5 separate regions of the Homo sapiens genome follow, and regions 1, 3, 4 and 5 are each linked to region 2. A link is an interaction called in ENCODE POLR2A ChIA-PET data of the cell type or tissue named here. Cell type or tissue: CD4-positive, alpha-beta T cell. All regions are shown on one strand. Region 1 overlaps KLF12 (KLF transcription factor 12). Region 2 overlaps KLF12 (KLF transcription factor 12). Region 3 holds the start of LOC105370259 (a long non-coding RNA gene). Region 4 overlaps KLF12 (KLF transcription factor 12). Region 5 overlaps KLF12 (KLF transcription factor 12).

Region 1 (4,000 bases), 50 kb after region 2:
AGAAAGCTGAAAAAAGTGGCTTGGCCATACATAACATATGTTCTTTCATTCTACTGTGGTAGATCTTGCATAAAACTGTTTGAGACACAGGTAGATAAATGTTGTTTATATTTGACCTTACCTAACAGAAAGCTTTGTTTGCCTAATTTATTAGTAAAAGGGAGAAGGTACACTGAAATCTGAAGACACGTGTGCAGAAAGAGACTTTCAGAAAAAATTCACTGGAGCAATATGAAAGTGCAAATTACAAGTAGTCTATATGTCCGTCACTTGGGAAATGGCAATGAATATTCACTGGACTCCTGCCATGTTTCATCTAATTCCATAGTTGGCAAGCTACAGCTCAAGGACAGAATACAGCCCACTGTTTTTTGGTTTGTTTATTTGTTTTGTAGAGATAGGGTCTCTCCTTCTTGCCTAGGTTGGTCTCAGATTCTTGGGCTCAAGCAGTTCTCCTGCCTCAGCTTCCCAAAGTGCTGGGATTACAGGCTTGAGCCACTGTGCCTGGCCAGCCCACTGTTTCTGTAAACAAAGTTTCATTGGAACATAACGACATTCATTTGTTTATATATAATCTATAGCTGCTTTCATGATACAGTTGCAGAATTGATTAGCTACAACATAAGACTGTGTGGCCCTCGGTGTTGAAATAAAATATTTACTATCTAGCCCTTTACAGCAAAAGTTCACTGACCCCCGATCTAAGTTAAAATGTCTTCAATTGTAAAATGCACCGTTACTTTATGTACCACTAATAAAAAAAGTTATGCCAGTAAAACTGTAATAAGCCATCAATTTTAAGAAGCATTCTGATTTTGGAGATGGTTAAAATATTTTAAAAATAGATCTTAAAATTGGTAAGTTATAAGTATATAGCACTTCAAATAAATGAATTATGGCATTTATATCGACATGGATGAATCTCAAATGTTAAATGTTGAATTAAAAAAAGGAATAAAACAATTTGCAGAATGATATAAACAGCATGATATTATTCATATGACTTAAAAAACACACAAAAAAAATGAATGTCTGTAAATGCAGATTTGTATAGGTAGACATAATTTAAAAGAATTGGAAAGAGGTAAAGAAAACTCAGGATAGAGGCTCTTCCCTGGAAGGAGGAGAAAGGACCAGGATAATGGTGGAAAACAAGGGGGGAATTGATCTTTATCAGTAATGTTCAACTTTTAAAAGAGGTGATTTACCAATAAAAACTAATTTTTAAAAGCATCAAAATGTGAACAAGCTGGAAGAAAATATGTCAAAATATTAACTGTAGTACATTTTGTAGAGTAGAAATATGAGTGACTGCTTTTTTATCATATCTCACTGTAATTTTAAAGAATGTCATGGTACTAAAAAAGATGAGTCATATTATTTCTGTCTCAATCAAAAGAGATTAAGATTTTTTTAAGTACATGTTAGTCAATTACCTGACATTATAAACTAATCCTGTTTTTCTACTGGGGCATTCAGATTAAACAATATGCAAGTTAGGGCCAAATTTCTTAGTTAAAACTTTTTTTTATAATGGTGGTACAGCTAATCTTTAAAGACAATGCACGTTATTCCTCACCACAAAGAAACTCCAACTAGAAAAGTTAAATGTCAGGTGCGTTTCACCAAACAGAAATAGCTTGTCATGATTCATGTTACTGATGTCATTTCTTTCAGCCTGACTCCCTTGTTTAGAAATGTACCTTGTGATTTTACAGGAGTTTCTATGTTGTCACATGCAGTGCAGACCCTCTTGTTACTTATTAAATGTATCATTTTGTCATTTGTCTATAGCAAGCCTTCTTAAAATATTCTCTATCAGGATATTCAGAAATTCAAAACTGTGAGATGGTAATTTACCCCTACCAGATTGTTTCTTCTGATAATGAGGAAATACTCACCTACCACTGCTTTCATTTACTTTCAGTTTTTGTTATTGTTGTTTGAAGCATGTCTTTCTCTCCCTTGGAGTGTTTTGCCGGAAATAACTCATGCTGCCTGCCTTTCAGGTTTCGAAAAGTGAGATCTGCCCAAGATAGTGGTAGCAAGAACTGTGGTCATGGTGGCCTTGAGTCTGTGAAGCTGTAGTGTCTGAGACAATGTTCCCATGCCACCAGAACCAAAATGGGGCGGTGTGCATCTCACCGTGTAACTCCACTTTTTCTTTTTCCAGTTCAATTTCACCATTTAGTATTGAGAGCACAAGACGCCAGAGACGGTCTGAATCCCCAGACTCCAGAAAACGGCGTATCCACAGATGTGATTTTGAGGGATGCAACAAAGTGTACACAAAAAGTTCTCACCTGAAGGCTCACCGGAGGACACATACAGGTACCGCTCTGCAGGGCTTCTCACCTGTGAGCCAGTGAGAGTCCATAAAGCGCCGGCCACTTACCTCGGGAGCCTTTCGTACTCATTCATCCTGTGTACCTCTCAAGTCCAGTTCCCTCCTTCTAGGCGGAATGTATTCTCTCTCTCTTGAGAAAGAGAGAAACTTGAGAAACCAGTGAAGTATTTGAGCTTTTAAAATGTTGGGAACATAGTGATCTAGTAGTCTTTCTCACAGTCAGCATCACCACTTAATCATTATATAGGCTATCAGTTTTAAAAAATGTCCACGTGGCACATCAAAGAAGAAGCTGAACACAATTATTCTCTCTCTTAAAGTTAGTATTTTATCCATTCCTTTAGATTATGCTTTTTGCTCTCCTCAAAACTCTCTCCCAAATAGCAAATAGGTAAACAACTGAAAAATAAAAAATGACAGATACGTAGCATTGTGGGAAGTTTTTACAAACATTCAGGCATAACTCCAGTTGATTCACACTGGTATTTTTTTTATATAGGGAGAGGAGTTTTAGTATTGACAGTTTACAGAAAAGGAAATTGATACCACAATTGACTCACTGCCTTTGCCACTGTTCCCCCATCCATCTAGGAAATGAACTGGTGACTCTGCACTTAGCCCCTGCCCACCCCATCCTCTGCCTTCTGTGTCCCTCAGCTGGCATCCTCTGGCTTCCTGAGCTTCCAGTTCCTCCAGGATGCCTCCAGTGCAAGGCCCTGGCAAGAGACTGAAGATAGGAAGAGGGCCCCACAGTTCCACCACTTCTTCTAAGAAGAGTGGTGACTGGACTGCGTGAAGCCCAAAGAAGCCGATAGAGCAGGGAAATTCATTCACACATTCCCGGTAAAACATGGCTCACAGCAAGCAAGTCCAGTCCAGCGTCTTTCCTTGACAGCATCTGCCACTGACTGGAAGCTTCACATGTAACAGATTCCCATCTCAGACATGTGAAAAGAACTGTACTCTGTAAACTGCCTCCCAGCTTAGGTATCAAAATAATTGAAATTAGCATCATTTTCCATTTAGCCCATGTTCTCTCTCTGCTCCCTGTTCTTTTCCCTTTCCTACTTAATTAGAGACAGGGTCTCACTATGTTGGCCAGGCTGGTCTTGAACTCCTGGGCTCAAGTGGTCCTTCCACCTTGGCCTTTCAGAGTTCTGGGATTACAGGTGTGAGCCACTGCACCCAGCCTCTCTTTTCTACTTATTCTAGATTCTTCCTTTTCTACGATTCTGAGCTTCCCAAAGAGAGGTTTTTATCTGTTTCTTAGGCTCTATTTTTAAGTCAGTTCCTTTATCATTAAGGCAAAGAATGAGTGTGAAGACATGGAAATTGAGTAAGTATATTCCATCCTACCAGTAGATAGTGAACACAGATCATGGCAGGAAGTATGATTAGACCATATTACTGACTTTATAGGAGCATTTCTGTTTTTAAAAAAATGACTTTCTACAATGAATCATCACATATTTTGAGTTATTCCTATTCTCTTTGAGTTTTCTGGAATACATATTAGCCTCATTTTCACACAGACACCTCCACTCCTCTTACCCAAGTGATGAACAGTGAAAGAGAGGAAAATTTTTAATCAGGTACTATTAAAGGATTTAACTCCATGGCAGTATAGGATTGCATCTTACAGATTCTAACATA
Region 2 (4,000 bases):
GGGATGATAAGATTGCATTAAGTTATCACAGCTTTTCTGTGGTGCAGATAGTAAAGTGGGACCAGTATCCTTCCCCCAGCAATTCATGAGTGCTGATGATTTGTGTTGGGAATCAAGATGTTGCATCCCACCTCCAGTCACCAGGGGGTGCCACTCAGGTAGGTTTATGAAAACATTGAAAACCAGAGTGATGGTATTCTCTTGATTAACTATAAATGGCAGTCATTAAGATGCAAGGTTTTGAGAGTCAGGTTCTTTGGTGCTTATACCCAAAGAAGAAAGAGCCGTTTTTGTATTAAGTCATCTAAAAAGTTCTCATATGCTTAGCAAGAAAGCTAAATTAAGCTCTGCACTGGGTAAAATTATAAACATGCTCTCTGCTCCAGATGAGTAAGTGTATATAAATAGAACAGTTGGTACACATGGCCCTAATGGTATAGCTTCCCTGTTTTCTATGTAATGTAAATCACCAAATGTGAGCATTTCTACCTGACAAACTGTCAGTCTCAGAAGAGCACATTCAATACATGTTACACAACAACCAAGATTGCCCTTTTGTTCAGCGTGGTGTTTTTTCTTTCCACATCCAGCAGTTAGTACTAAGGCCTGAACCCCTTAGTTACAGAACAAAGTGGCTTAGCAGTAATCGAGCCTGTGTGAGGCTAAGGGAAGAATAATGAACATTCCCTGCAAGCTTCCTGCCTAGATGCAGGTGCAAGAATCAGGAGGTCATGAATAATGCATGACATGCAGATTAGGTGGTGGTTTCTCCTACAGAGGTTTTGACGTTGCTACCTGCCTGGCTTCTATATGTGGAAAGAAGGCAGAAGATGGCAAAAAGTGTCACAGGTTAAAGACTGAGCTCAAAAAAACATGCCATATCCTTTTGAAGAAATAATATATAGGGGGTTGGTGAAGTGCAAGGCTTATGGTCTACTTTATCAGATGAAGTATGTGCCAAGTTATCAGTGTACTTATTCCCTTTGAGGACAGAAATAAAGCTTTGTTGATTTACCTTTTTAATTTAGGAAACCTTGTAATTATTTGTTCATATACACAATCAGGACTTCTTTTCCAAAGACTTTCCTAAGGAATTCTTTTCCTGAGACTGCTAAACCATTATAGAAATTCTCCATTTGCAGTATTTGATCTATGGATCAGTGAAATTTTCCTAAAAGATACAAATACCTAGACAATGTTGTAATTATGGATTAAACAGACTCTCTTTTTCTTCACTAATATATGCAATAAACAGCATCAATAAGAGAATACTTCTGTCATTAAACTTCACCCAGTGGAATTTTCATGATGAAATAGTTTCTTTGTACTCCTAGGGTTAAGGAGGGGACAATATAAAAAGTAAATGTGTAAAAGATAGAGAACAAATTAAAGAACTGTGAGTATTTGGGGCTGATTAAACTTTATTTAAATAGTTAGGATTCTGATACCCCAGTGAGGGTATAGGGAAAGTTCAGGAGAATTTCCTGCACTTCCTCTTAGGTCAGGGGGCTTTAACTGGGGAGAACTTTTTTGGCTCAAATATCCATTTTAAGGATTGTATTTCAAGCAGACAGAAAGTAAAAAAGTAAAAGAATAAAAGAGGAAAAAATTACGCTTGCTGCCTTTCGTATAATTTTTATGTACTATTATTGCGTTTTCCCCCTCTTTGTCCAATTTAGGATACTGGATTATGAACTGGCTTTCATTTCTAGCTGAGTCTGTCATTTCCACTAGGCCCCAGTTTGGCTGGACGCCGAGACCAACAGGTGATCCTTGTAGCTGCAAAACAGCAGGAAGTGGGCCGTGCTTGAATGAGACAGTTCACCAGAGGGGCTGTCTGGCCTCTCTCCATCTTTCTGCATAATTAACACCCCCTCCCCCATGCCGAGCAGAAAATCTGTGCTGAGCAGCTCAGCTGCAGCAGCCATTGAGAAGCGCTGTGAGGAAAAGAATGTTAATAAGGGATGTTGGAAGAAATAAGCCTTCCGAGTGCAAAGTGCAGTCTGGCTCTGGGTTTAGGGAAAGACTGCAGTTGGCCCTTAGGCGGGGCTGGAACTGCATTATCTGTTTTGGAATGATTTTCACTTATTAAACAACTACAGAGAACTGGGTTTCTTACAAACCTTGGTTCTAACTGGACTTTAAGACCAGTTTTATATCCCCATTTTTTTTCTTGTAAATAAGAGCAATGTATGAAGCATAAAGGGTGAAGGTAATACAAGCTAAGACTGCTTGGATCTCACAAATCCTGGCTAAAGACAGACCATAACAGGAAGCTGGCAGCCGGAAGTAGGGCGTATTGTTTTGCCGGTTAGTGACCCACAAAGAGGCGGAGGTTTACTAGCTAGGCTTTGATTAGAAGATAACAGCAGTTCCCGGAAGCTTTAAGCTGTTTCCAGTGGATAAGTCCAATCCTGGAAGCTTGGAAAGCAATATATTCTTCACTTCTCCTTTATCTGGCTAAAATTTTGAATTGACTTTACTTTCTTCAAAGTCCAGTGTAGCACATCACTTCCAGAATGTACTCCTCCTAGGAGTACCTGTTCACCCTTCCTTCCTTCCCTGTGCCTGCAGATTCTGTCACAGCACATTTGAATAACGTTGTTTGCTTCCTAGAGTTTTAAATGTGGTAGAGTGAAGGAGAGGGCACTTAGACACCTCTTTGTGCCCACCCTCATGGGAACAGGTACAAAGAGGGCTCACTGAACTCAGGCACCATACCTTAGATAACTTTTACCCACCCTTGTACCTGGCAAGGGTTAGGTATTCAGTCACTTTTGTTGGACTGAATGAATGCATCAGTCCTGCCTCTGGGAGTCTTCAGAGTGAACATTATGACAGACCTGTTGTCTTGAGAGTGGTTAAGAAGGAAAAAAGGACCACAGATTTGCAGGCGTAGGAATTTAATTGCATCATTTACTAAGAGGGGTTCAAGTTCTGGGGATTTTGTATTAAGCAATTCTAAAAGAAATTATTTATAAAACATGCCATTTTTTTAAATTTGCAATTGGGAATATGCTTTTTCAATGACTGGATTATTCTTCTCTGTCTACAGGGTACATCCGTCCCCAGTATCAAGGGTCCGGGGCAATCGAATGAATAATCAAAAGTTTCCTTGGTGAGTATACAGTCTAATATGAGTATTTGTAGGTCTTACGGGAAACTTTAATAGGGCTTATGTTAAAATTAAGAGAATTAGTCCTACTTCTCTATACAGAGTACATACCTGCTAACTGGACTATGCGGTCTTCCTTTCCTCTGGACAGTTCGAAATAAATATTGATAGAGTTCCTTTCCAGCCCAAACTCTTCATTCACCAAAAACCCTGAGTGTAACTTTTTTTTTTGACAGATATGATCTAAGTTCCCAAGATTATAAACTCTTACCTATTTTAAAGAATGTTTTCCTTTTTTTCGAAGGTACATAGACCCAGATATTTCTCAGATACCAACTTCAACTCCTCATGAAGATTTCCACAGTTAATGAATCTGTTACATTAGTTTTGGGGATTACAACGAACTCAGTGATTTTTTTTTTCCTTGCCATAGCCTTAAATATCCAGGATTTTTTTTTTTTTTAATTTGGGGAGTACTAAGATCTTCTTTAACTGATGAGTTCTTGAACAAAAATATAGATGGAATTTTGCAGAAACAACCTGAAAAGTTATTTCAACCAGAAAACATAGCTTATCGATTCTTTAGAGAAGCGATTTAAAGTGTTTCACAAATATTTCATGCGAAACAACAAAAAAAGTGGGCTCAATATCTGTATTTGTTTATATTACTCCATTCCACAAAGTTAACCTTTTAACACATAATGTGTTATTAAGGAAAAAAAAGAAAAACTAAAAAGAAAAAAATGAACTGTGGCTGTATTACTTCAAAGATGAATGGAAATTCCATTTTTACTTCATTGAATTATAGTTAGAATGAGATTTTGATTAAAACTATGCCTTTTTTTAAGTATGGGAAGATGATCACCAAAGATTGAGCTTCCAAAT
Region 3 (4,000 bases), 520 kb before region 2:
ACTTTGCCTAAATAAAATGCTTTGGGTCTTTGGCCTTATTTTATTTTCTCTCTTTAAACTTCTGTTTCACTGTCTATTGTCATCTGTCAAAATCATTCTATATAGAATGTAAAATTTTGAATCCTGCTGTAGAGTATATTTGCCTTGGTCATTTCCTGTTTGGGGAATTTATTTACATTTTTTCCCTTCCCTTATTACCTATTACTTTCTACCTCAAAATTTCTCTACTTGTCAAAGACAAATAAAATGATGGAAATGACAAAAGAATACAGAATGTTGACTATAAATCTGTCAACTCTGCCATAATATGGAGTTGGGCCGAAATGGCTGTATTTCAGGTAAGAAACAAGTTGCTGCCTGCATGTAGCTAAGCTCTCTCTGCTCCAAACTCAAGATTCCTTGTTCCACTATTGCATGTCCTTAAAGAGGTGTTAACCTCTGAGAGCTTAGAGCTTCCCTTACTACTCCACTGAGAGTATTAATAACCGTGTCACCACACATTAACGACGATGTCACCAGAACGACATGACATTCTCATTTAGTTACCATCCCATTCCATGTCTGTACTTGTATGGCTTCTCTAACTTAAAATTCCTTTTAACTGGCTGGACCAAAGGTAGTGAGTTATCTCAAAATTGATTGTTCGCAGTCAATTACAGATCGAACTCTTTGTTCTACCCTTTCCCCCTTCCTCACTACTGCACTTGACTAGTCTTAAAAAAAATAGAAAAAATATATAAAAATTCCTTTAAGTTTATCTGGGTGTTGTAGCTGTTGTTAGGTTCTAAATAAAGCTATAAATATTCAGAAAATAGTAGCTTAGATGAGGATGGTTCGGCTACTACGTTTTCATCACTGCTATTCCTTAAAGTGAATAAATAATGCAAGAGAAGCTTGAATGCAGAGGAGTGCCAGGAAGCTTGTTGACCAGTGGGGAGCAGGTGCTGACTGGGGAGACTGACAGAACAGAGGCAGGAAGGGTGAGGCTCTACTCCCCTAGTGCTGCATGACCGGCCCTGCCGCCACCCTGCCAGTTTTCAGCCAAGGATCACTGTTCAGCTCTTTTCTGGGTAGCTGCCAAAATCCCACCAACAAGTTGTCTAGAGCGGCTTTTAGCACAGCTCTCTGTATGCCGCTGAAACCCACCAGTCTAGGCTGCGGAGGCTTCCATTTCTTGACTCTTCACGGTTTTCTGCCTAATCCTAGCCCTTCCTTTGAAATCAGACTGTTTCCTGCCCTACCTTGGCAAACCACTCCCCACCCTGTTGAGAGGAGTGCAGAAGTTGCTGATTTGACCTGGAGCACCCCACATTTTCAGCTCATTCTGCCTGAATGCCGCATTGTTCCTGTGCTGAATGAAGTTTTGGAAAATGACTTTCAGATGTTAGAGAGTCCCACTCTGCTGCTGTTTTACCCCGTTACCTCGCTTGTCTGCCGTTTATAATCCCATAAAACTCATCGTCTGTGTTTGGCTCTGGACAAAAATGAAAAGACTCATAAAATAGCATCTTAGATGAGCTGGACTGATATAGAGTTGAAATGCTTCAGCTTAAGACCACTACCGAATAATTTAATTATTTGCCTTCCACTAGACTTACCTCTTTAGTTTGTCTGTTTGCTTCTTTTGCGGTAACTCTCAAATCCATTGGGTTATTTTAGTCAGTGCCCACAAATTACTGTGACCCTTTTTATCTGAACTCTGATCAGAAAGCCGCCTAGTTCTCCCCAGTTTTTTTTTCCTTCCCCCCTTCAAACCAGAAAAGTAGCTGCTGAAAGCAGAACAGTTGCCATGGCAACCCCTTGGCAGCTTCCTCAGCGAGTAACAGTGTTGATTTCCCTGGGCCGGGTGGGAGGGGGGTGGAGCTCTAAGGAGGTAAAGGAAGGTTACTGTGCACTTAGTTAATATGCAAAACCACTTACGCAGTGCTGGATGAGCAGTGAATAAATGCAAACAAAGCCATGCTTGATCAGCTAACATGGACTTTGCACACAAGTTGCTCTGTCCAAGGATGCAGATGTTGGCTCAGAAAGAAATTGTGCAATTGGACAGTAGAGGACACAAGAGGTCATACTACAAGAGGTTAAACACTATTTTTGTAATGGTTGGTGAATATGAAGGAAATAAACCGAAGCAGGGGTGTAATTGCCTTGCTTCTCTTTGCTTTGTTCAAAGAAAAACATAGCAATCTAAATCACAGGGATGGTGTTTTCCCTGAAAATCTAACATACTGAAGTTCAAGTTTGCATCAATTAAACTCTATGTAAGATAAACCAATATGTTCAGATATAAGCAAGTATAGCATAATTTGGTTTGTGCTTGAACAAAACATACGGCTCAAGTAGCATCTTTCACCTCCGAGTTTTCAGACAAAGAAGCAGCTTAGTAAATTGGGGCTGGGGTTGGGGGTGGATAGAGGTGGATTCTCTCTCTCTCTCTCTCTCTCTCTCTCTCTCTCTCTCTCTCTCTCAACTTTGATAGATCCCTGTTTGTTTCTTGGGGCCTGGACAGGTTGGAAATCATTTCCCCGAGAGAGCACTGGGGAGACTCTGGCACACGATTCTGCCGACAGAGGTCACCTGCATGAGCAATGAGCAGACGGGCTGCAAGCTGTGGAAGCGGCAGCCAGCCCCTTACCTAGTGGCCTGCAGCTTTGCATGCTAAGGAAGAGGTAGGCTGATGGAAAGCCTGCAGCAGTGAGCCGAGGTCTGCCCAGCAGGTGTCACTAGGGACTTAAAGCTTACCAGACCTTTGGGACCAGGGCTAGGAAAGAGCCATGTAATGATTTATAAAGCTTACTTTAAAATATTTTTGAGAGGCTATATGTGAAATAATTCTGAGGCTTTCTCCTTCAAAGGGACATGAAAATGATAGCTACAGCTTGGTTTAAATGATTTCTGGACTATTCTTTCCAAGGCTCTACCTCCATTTACTGAGTCCCCATTCCAAAAACCAGACAGAGACATAAAACTCATGGAAGGCACACTGAATCCATTCACGATGAGAAAATACATGTGCAAAGCCACAGCAAGTGCATAAAATTATTATGATGATGAAGATCTCTGCTTACAAAATCAGCCTCCATGTCCTAACACCACAGATGCTGATTTTGTAAGTCATCTCAGGATTAAGATCAGAGCTCACTTTAAAAATGCAAATTACCTAGGAGTCCCTGTAAACGTGATGTCAGCTTGTATTTTATCAGTGCTAACAATTTTTTAACAAACCCATATGAAGGCTATCCCTACTTTTAAAAAAAGACTGCATGGATGGTATTACCTGCCTTCTAATTTATGCACCAAGAATGTGCATATGAAAATTTTTTCTAACAATTACATTAGAGAAAATTTGTCTATCCTGAATACGCTTTTTACTGTTTCCCTTTTCATCTTGTCTTCCTGGAAGCTCAATATTTTGAAATGTCATGAATTTCAGTTGCTTCCCTAGCTTAGATTTTCTTCTATAATTTCTCCATCCATCCTGTGTTATTTGAATAGTGACATCCTACCTTGTTTTAATCATATTACAGTTTTAACACATTTGTACTTTTATCTGTACTTTTCGTTGTATACATTACCTCACATCCATTTCAGTGTGGCACACCCTCTTAGAAAGAAGAGAAGAAAGGAAAGGAGAGACAGAAGAGAAAGAGAGAGAAAAAAAGAAGAGGTAAAATGACCCTGCTATCAACATTCAGCATTTTATGATGAATTTGTTCATCATGTTTATCTTCAGTTATCCTTTGGAAGATAGAAAGAGTGAGCTAAGAGTAGTGGTTGGGGAGAGGGTAGTCCTAATTTTGTGTGTGTATGGGAGGATTTCTTGTGCCTAAAAAGACAACTTGAGCACTCAGGGCCTGTGAAATACTGTAGGAAGAGATAGGAGAGTAGAAGCTGGAAACAGAGGTATGAGCCTGGAAAAGAAGTGCATTGGCTTCAGGGCTTGGCTGAGAATTATTAGAAAAATGCTTATACCTCTTTTAGAGCATGTTACAAAGCATGA
Region 4 (4,000 bases), 220 kb before region 2:
ATTGAAGTATAATATCTATATAGTTTTATGTATCAACAGTTGTATATTATTTTAATAAGGCAGCTTCTTCCCTTCTCTTAAGCTGATGTTAGGTGAGAATTTCTTACTTTTTCTAAAGAATTTTATTTAATAATGTTAATAATTATTGACTCAAGAAGTGTGATTTTTTGTGTCTTACACGTAATCAGTTTTTCAGTGTATCTTATAGTCTAATGGAGTGTAAGTTTCTCAAAATTCCAATTTAAGAATCAATTGATTATTCATATTTAACATGCTGCTTCAACTATTTGTGCTTTTAGAGCAAGACACTTAATATGAAAGTGAATTTATTTTTATTAAAGGCTTTTAATTTGTTTTCTATGGCCACTGTAACAAATTACCACAAACTTAGTGGTTTTGAAAAAAAAACACAAATTTATCTTACAGTTCTGGTGGTCAGAAGTCCAATGGTCTCACTGGGCTAAACTCAAAGTATTGGGAGGATTATATTCCCTTCTGGAGGTCCTAGGACTGATTCCATTTCCTTACCGGCCTCTAGAGCCTACTCAGGTTCCTTGGTCCATTCAACTCCAGCAGCTTTGGGCCAAGTCCTTCTGGTACTGCCATCTCTCTGGTTCTCCCCTTCTACCTCCCTCCTTCACATTTAAGGACTATTGTGATTACTTTGGCCTATCCTAGATAATCCAGGATGATCTCCTTATTTTAAGGTCAGGTGATTAGCAACTTTAATTCCATCTGTGACTTTCATTCCCCTTTGCCATGTAACCTAACAGATTTCAGGGATTAGGACATGGACATCTTTAGGGGGCCATTACTCTGCCAGCCACAGGTTTTCAAAAACGTAAGTGACTGTGATTGCAGGTACATGTTACCTTTGTCATAAACATGTGGTTGGGAATTTTGAAAGAATTCTCATTTTGCTAATTCCATTAATAGTCAAGCAAATTATGATTTATGTCAATCAAAATATAATTTTCTTCCTTCTTGTGATTGGAAGAAAAAAGTCCATTCAAATCACTTTTGCAGCTAAATGAAGCAAGTGATAATATTAAAATTTCCCATTATAAAAAATCTAATAAATATCTAATTTTTTGCAAACAGTAGATTGTTTACCACAGTTTCACATGGTGATACTATGGTTTTATGTGCCTTCAAAGCTAGATGAACTACTTTTAGAATTCATCAGACCTTTTGGCCTAACAAATTTTCCTTTGTTTTTGAATGTTGTTATTTGTAGCGTATCTGATAAAACTGAAATCTAGTTTCAGGAAACATGTTTGGTTATCTCGTTAAAAGCTCTTGAGGTGATAGCATGCACTTACTTACAACCCATACACTTACTAAGACATCCTGTATCTCTTGCAGCTGTGGCTCCGGAGCTGTATTTAAAGTTTAGTTAATACCTAGCCAGCAGCTATCTATTGAAATTAACAGATAGGCTAGGGCTGTTGCCTCTTTCAGGGTAGTGAGATCCTTTAGATTTCAAAGAACTTTTTCTGGGGGAATTTTTTTGATTGTTTTTGTTATCAAAGTGAGGAAAAGTTCTGTATAGCTTTTTCTTTTCATCCGTCTTCACACAGCAGAGAGTCTAAGGGGAGCAAAATCTGTGAGAGGGGCCTTTTGCAGTTTTAATAGCTTCACATCTCAGGGATGACTCCTTTAATTTAGAGTGCTAATAGCTGGCATCTAGGGGAAAATGAAAGGCCGCTTGACAATGAGAAGCTGGAAGATTGAGAGCAAACACATGGAGAGTCGTTAGAGCCAGGACTGTAAGTAAAAAGGGGATGGTAGTTACACAGAGTCTGGGGTTTGGGACCCTGAGCCTGGTTTAAAGCCTCCTTCTAATGTTGCACACTGTGATAATCACTGGTTGTCGGCCTTGCACCCTTCTGCCGTGAGTAATCCCTTTCCCTGTTTTCAATCATGTGCACTCAAATTGAAGGGTAGGTGTTCCTTTTTAACTGAGAGTTGAGTGTCCTTTTTAACTGAGAGTTGGAATCTGGGCACCTTGTGACAACCACGATTTCATCATCCATTGCTGCAAAACAGAGCATCCCAGGTTAGTGGCTTAAAGCAAAAGCAGTATGTGTTTTGCTCTTGAAGTGGCTACTTGGGTAGGACTTGGTGGAGTCGGCTTCTCCTTGCTCTGCTCAGTGGCTGCTGAGGTTCAAAGGCGGATGACTGCAATCATGAAGACTCTCGTCGACATGTTTTCCAGTTAGTGCTGGCTCTCAGCCAGTCTGTTGGCTGCAACGCCTTCATGTGGCCAAGGCTTCCTTAACAGTAAAGCTGCGCACTGGGGAAGGTGGGTGGGGGGATAACACCAGGCAGAAGCTGTGTCACCCTTGGAAGTGATGCCATGTGATTTCCCCCATATTCTGTTCATCCAGGTGATTATAAAGACAGGCTCATTAATTCAAAAGGAGGGGACATATCCCCCACCCCTTGATGGGAGAGTGGAAACATTCTGGAAGAGCACATGTGACTGGAGATACTGTAGTGAACATTTCTGGAAAACAGCATCAGCTACAGTTCATCTTCAAACTGGAGGAATCCGTAACGTTTTGTTTTTCTGGAACTAGTTCTGGTGCCAAATTCTGTATCAGTTGGGGTGTGAAAAGAGAAACAGAATGAGGGGAAAGGTGCCGAATATGGGACTTAAAAGGACTTGACCTCCTATGATGGTAGGAACTAGTTAAGCACATTATATATGGCTGTTGCTTCTATATATTTGGCGCCAGAGCTGAAATCACCAGGGCTAGCAGTCGGGAAGGAAGGATGAGAGTGGAGCGCAGGAGAGGAAGGCCACACTGGATGTACAAGGGCACATGCCAGTCCACATAGACCCTCACTGATCATAAGCCTCTAACTTCAGAGAGGCCAGGGAACTGTGGGAGAAGCTGGCACCCTTCCCTGAGCAAGACGCGTCATGGCCTATGAATAAAATAAGCAGATGAAGGCAATCCCGTGGACCAGCCGCTTCCCTGTGCCAGCGAGGAGAGCAGGCACATAGGCGACAGTGTGTGTGAGCTGCACCTTCCCAGTGTGAGATGCATGCGGCAGGTGCTTCACTACTGCCCCGAGTCCCGCCAGGGTGGCTCTTATAACCCAAAAATGATGGCATGCTGCAGGGAAGACAGTTCTGAAAATGTAGACATGTAGTTGAGATAGTTCAAATCCACCACCAAGTCTTTCCTTGCCTCTTCTCTGCCATTTCACTTGCAGCTCTACCTGCTTGCTGTCCTCCCCACCCGAGGATCTTATAGAGGATTATAGACCTCTGTTGGTTCCTGTTCTTTCCTTGATTTTCCCATTTCTGTCTGAAGCACTGCTCCTGGGACCCACCCTTGTAGTGGAGAGGACAGTGCTGTCACATGAATGGACGTCTCCACATGAGGAAGGCTCATCTGCCCTAGAATACCACCTGCCTGGATTCACTGCTTATGAATTCTGCACGACTCTGAGAACCTGCAAGATTATTTGTGGCCTCTTCTTGCTTTTTCATATGGTACTTGACTCAGTTACTGCTGTCTGTTGTGGTTGAGGCCACTCTGCTCCCTGGATTTGGGATCTTGACTGCCTGTCTATAATGCCATAGACCAGTCAGGCTGGGGCCAGGGCTTTGTGGCCTCAGGGATTTGTGATTGAGAGTTTAGGAAAGAGAAAACATAATATGAGGAAAAGGAGGATTCTGATTTTGTACATGATGGAAATATGTGAATAATTGGGACACCAGGGACTTGTCCAGATAGTAAAGTTTAGAGCAAAGTTATGAGCAAGAATGATAGCAATAGTTTGTATGCAGAATATGAATGAATAATATAAAGGCTGGGAGTAAGTTAGAGGCAAGATTGGCAGGCAGTAACTGGGAGGACACGGTGCTGGAGAACACCCGATAAGCAGGAATGTAGTTAATTCAGACAGAGGTTCACGAACCAGAAGGCACTGATACTGGAGAGAAGAATGGGATGGGTAGTGAAAGGTCCGTGCTGACATCACT
Region 5 (4,000 bases), 63 kb after region 2:
TACAGCATGGACAATAAATTGGTGTGCATAGGAGGCAAGACGGAGAAACAGAATCATTAGAAACTGGTCCTGGTAAAAGGTGGAAAGGACCTAAAGCAAGGTAGACCACCACTGTGGGGATAAACTGGGAGGATTGCTGGATAGATTTTAGAAGGCAGAACTGGCAGATGTAATTATCAGAGTGGGGCAGGCAGGGAGTCACACAGAGGGAAGAGTCCAAGAAATCTCTCCAACTGGAGACATTGACGATTTGGTACCTGAGTAGATGGAATTACTGTTTTTCCAGAAAAACCGGAAGAGGAACATGTTTAGGTGGCAAATGCTGAGCAAGTTTTGCTCATATTGAAGATGCTTTCAGACCACCAGTTGGAAATGTCCTGTCTCCCTCTCTGGCGCTTAGGAGAGAGACTGAGGTATAGCTGCTTAGGAGTCTTTTCCCTTATAGGTTGTAGTGGAAGACATATGAGCCAAGAGGAACACCTGCCACGCGAGAAGTTAAGTCAAAATCTTTGGAAACGTTTATGCAACAGGTAAAGGAAGAGGTCTCTGCAAAAGAAACCAAGGAAAAAGTAACCAGTCACATAGGAAAAGAAAGGTCACTACGTAGAAATGAAAACTCAGAACAGCCAAATAAAATATTGTCTTTTGACCTTGAACTTTTTACTTACACTAAAGTTCACTTTTATTATGGGATATTTTAGTTCACTTATATCGGATTTCTGGGTGAGAAGGGCTAGCCTGTGTTTGTTAACACTATTGTCTGTCCTGTGAGTAGTAGCTCACATTTGCAGTCTCCGTGCCCAGTTCTGACCAGATATCCTGGTTTATGACAGCACTAATTTAAAATGTTGAGAGGCAGGGTGAGTGGCAATTGAGACACATGCTAACTGGGTGACGACACTGGGTGAAGTGGGGTTAGTTATTGCAACGACTTCTTTAGGAAGTTATCAAAATTAAATGAGGTAATATCCATAAAGCTCTTAGAGCAAAGTATGGTACATGGAAAGTACTATATGCTTTAGCAAATATAATTTTTATCAACAATACTTATTAGAGAATATGCAGTATTATTTAGAGGAGGAAAGAAGGAACCCACTTGGTCTTCATAATACCTAATGAAAAAGATAGCCAATTAATTCAGTCCAGGCAATTCAGTAGGATGGAGACTGGCATATTGATTACTTATTTGATTGAATTGACAGGACCAAATGGACATTATGGAATAGATTGGTCTGCTTGGCCTATAAAGTACCTTTATACTTTAAAATGTTAAGAAAATCGCATCAGGATTGGCATCTGCTTACCCCAAAACTATAATTAATTGCTGAAAAAATAGCAAACAGGATCCATTTTTAACTTTATATTATTTTTATTTCTTTATAAAAACAGAAATACCCTGAATTTTGTAAATATAAAATATCCTTTATTGAGTGGGTATTATTTGCCAGGTATGTAGTGTGTGTATTTTTGAGTTTCCCAACAGTGCTGCAGGAGTAAATGGCATTCCTGTTTTACAGATGAGGAAACTGGGAAACTTTCAAACTGGGAAGCTTTCAGAAAGCTTAACTTTTTGGCCTTGGATCAATCTCATATAGGTGACTAAGCCTGTATATGGCTGTGTGCTCTTTCAGATTTCAAAACCTGTGGTATTGTATGCTGCCGTAAACTATGAAGAGGTATAGCCGCCTGGTCTGTCTGCAGACAAGTCAGGGGCCTTGTAATCTCAGCTCTTTCCCCGCCTCTAGGTTTCAGTTTCCTCATCTTGAAGGTACCTAATTTCCTTCCAGATCTAGATTCTGTGAACTTTCATGAACTAATGTAACAGAAACCAGAAGACAAGATAGGAATCTTGATTCTTGTTTTTTTCCTCATATGCAAATACCATTCCTCAAGTGAAACAGATTGTCACAGCAAATACGTTGAGCCTTGAATGTAATGAAGCTCATTTGTCAGTGTCTGGGGCCCCGTAACTTTATAAAAGTTAAACAGGGACACGTTTCAGAAATGCACTTCTGAACCTAAGAAAATGCCTGTGCTTCCTGTTGCAAAAGGTGTTCCTTTTCAGTTGCTTGAGAAAATAATAGAGAAGCTGATGAGAACATGGATGTTTTGTTTAACACAGGCTTTTTCAAACTGCACATTCCTCTTATGTGCGTTGCTCACACGTCATTTTAATATGAAAGGGCACCTGTCTTTTGTCTCAGTACACATGTACCTTTCAGCATTTCAGATGGCGAAATGGGAGGTACCTGAAAAAGTTATTTTTGTTTGGTGGGTTTTGGGAATCCATTCAATACCTGGTGTTTTCTTTAGACTTTATTCTGCCTTCTGCTGGGTAAATGTCATGGAAATGCACTTAGTGACTCTTAATCCTTTTCTTTAACCAAAATTGAAAGAGACAGCCGTTTTCATAATCCATCAGTTGGTTATTTCAAGAAAAAACAAAACAAAACCCTGATGTGAGTTTTTGTTTTCCCAGAACACTTAGTCTATTTAAATAATACCTACATTTTTATATGCTGCATATACATAGAAAGTTGTATTTAACATGAACTCCGAAATGGAGTTACAGAGTTTTCAGGATGAACAATAACAACCACACCTCCCCCACCCTTTTTTTGTGTGTGTGTGTGGTATGTCGTCTTTTTTAACATTTAGAGGACTATTTCACTTTAAAAAACAGATGCTCTTCTTATTAGTGTTGGTTAACACGTTTCTTTTTCAGAAGTTTTCCTAGTTTAGTCCAGGTTTTTCACAGAACTGGAGAAGCACAGGTTGTGGTGAAAATGGTCATATTCTTTTTTTTTAAATACAAAACCTGGAAGTGGCCTAAGGATTTATCATGGGACATAGAGACCATCCCTTCAGAATTGAAGACCTAGAAGTTAATAAGCTATACACCAAGCACTGGCATGGTATCACCCAGCTAGCCACCCGTTACCCAACTAGTGTCCTTTGATTTTTCTCTTTACATCAAAAATGTAATGTCTCAACTTAAAAACAAAAAAAACTTATTAAGATTTATTGGCAAAGAAATGCACAATACCTTTTTCTGTAAGTTTGCTCTTTCATAGATTTAATATAAGAAACCAAAATCAAAGATTATCAAATCAAAGTAAAGTCAAAACTTTAGATTATTCAGAAAAACATAAAACACATTTTTAAAGACTATTGTCAAAAGAGGTTGACTGTGTACTTGTGAGTTAGACAAAAGAAGCAAAGAAGGTAGGTAGGCTGTCTTTATTTTTAGCTTATTTCCAGAGAAAATAGTTTTGAATAACACATTTGCACATTCCTCTTATGTGTGTTACAGAATTCAAGTAATTTGAAGAATTCTAATTCAAATGAGTTTAGGGGAAATGCATTATTTCTAAAGAAATTAATAGAAATCAAGTTTCTGATCACCACTGCTCAACCTGATGCAGAGTCGCCCAGGTGCAGCAGCAGCCCAGGCCCTGGGAGGGGTCTGACTCCATTTATTGTCCCAGCCAACTCTTTTCATAGGAACATTTTCATGGAAAATTCACCATTCTGTCCCTGCTGCTGACTTCTTAAAAATTATATTTAGCTTTCTATTTTCTAGCAAGTTTTTAAAGGAAAGAAGACAAAAAAGACAATTCTGTTCTTTATGATAGCCTTTCAGGGCTCATTTACACATACTACTGGATATCTTACAAACTTAATTATCTTTCTAATTAGTTTTTTTACTCTCATCATGAAGTTAGTTTCTGCTGTCTTAATGTGTTTATAAGATTGTGTGCTTTAAATTGCTTCAAAGCACAAACATAAGATACAGTGTCCTGTTAAAACACAATGCAGTAGCTACTCAAATTTTTGGTATCCATTTCTAAAATTTCACTAGTCTAAAGAGAGCACTTATAGACTTTCTTTCCTGTTTTGTTTTGTTTTTTTTAATGAAATACTAGGCACTGGGCGTATATAATGAAAACAGGTCTCTCTTGAGCTCTCTGGCTGGACACAGTAGCCATCTTCTCTTCCC

The links. ChIA-PET counts read pairs that join two places held together with the same protein. Peaks named below come from ENCODE experiments on the same cell type or tissue, not always from the same donor. Only the 100,000 strongest peaks of a DNase experiment are listed, where the experiment ranks them.
Region 1: POLR2A ChIA-PET joins it to region 2 with 12 read pairs; 6 of 35 experiments call an interaction of 5 or more read pairs at or near these places.
Region 3: POLR2A ChIA-PET joins it to region 2 with 41 read pairs; 7 of 35 experiments call an interaction of 5 or more read pairs at or near these places.
Region 4: POLR2A ChIA-PET joins it to region 2 with 19 read pairs; 5 of 35 experiments call an interaction of 5 or more read pairs at or near these places.
Region 5: POLR2A ChIA-PET joins it to region 2 with 13 read pairs; 7 of 35 experiments call an interaction of 5 or more read pairs at or near these places.

What each region holds. Positions count from the first base shown.
Region 1 is chr13:73,713,699-73,717,698 of GRCh38, reverse strand. It overlaps KLF12 (KLF transcription factor 12), which reads left to right. Exons shown (of 8, transcript NM_001400136.1): 7 at 2,174-2,331. Among named protein-coding and RNA genes, the nearest start is that of LINC00393, 54 kb to the right of the region's middle. RefSeq lists an enhancer at 1,571-2,770. In CD4-positive, alpha-beta T cell, no CTCF peak of the experiment used is centred here; DNase peaks (open chromatin) are centred at 1,648 and 2,018; H3K4me3 peaks cover 1,199 bases; H3K27ac peaks cover 3,918 bases.
Region 2 is chr13:73,764,056-73,768,055 of GRCh38, reverse strand. It overlaps KLF12 (KLF transcription factor 12), which reads left to right. Exons shown (of 8, transcript NM_001400136.1): 6 at 3,056-3,118. Among named protein-coding and RNA genes, the nearest start is that of LINC00393, 100 kb to the right of the region's middle. RefSeq lists enhancers at 1-571, 1,565-2,065. In CD4-positive, alpha-beta T cell, CTCF peaks have their summits at 38 and 247; DNase peaks (open chromatin) are centred at 145, 755, 1,805 and 2,305; H3K4me3 peaks cover 1,134 bases; H3K27ac peaks cover 2,897 bases.
Region 3 is chr13:74,285,818-74,289,817 of GRCh38, reverse strand. LOC105370259 (a long non-coding RNA gene) reads right to left here and starts at 1,748. Exons shown (of 4, transcript NR_187797.1): 1 at 1,599-1,748. It also overlaps a transcript of KLF12 not described here and the pseudogene RNY1P5. RefSeq lists enhancers at 1,812-2,106, 2,429-2,929 and a silencer at 2,674-2,733. In CD4-positive, alpha-beta T cell, CTCF peaks have their summits at 2,539 and 2,743 (motif pointing right); DNase peaks (open chromatin) are centred at 1,157, 1,797 and 2,687; H3K4me3 peaks cover 1,700 bases; H3K27ac peaks cover 3,206 bases.
Region 4 is chr13:73,983,347-73,987,346 of GRCh38, reverse strand. All of the region lies in intron 2 of KLF12 (KLF transcription factor 12), which reads left to right. Among named protein-coding and RNA genes, the nearest start is that of KLF12, 150 kb to the left of the region's middle. In CD4-positive, alpha-beta T cell, no CTCF peak of the experiment used is centred here; a DNase peak (open chromatin) is centred at 2,226; H3K4me3 peaks cover 1,022 bases; H3K27ac peaks cover 2,714 bases.
Region 5 is chr13:73,700,648-73,704,647 of GRCh38, reverse strand. The region is part of intron 7 of KLF12 (KLF transcription factor 12); the gene reads left to right. Among named protein-coding and RNA genes, the nearest start is that of LINC00393, 41 kb to the right of the region's middle. In CD4-positive, alpha-beta T cell, no CTCF peak of the experiment used is centred here; DNase peaks (open chromatin) are centred at 1,737 and 2,067; H3K4me3 peaks cover 1,109 bases; H3K27ac peaks cover 3,760 bases.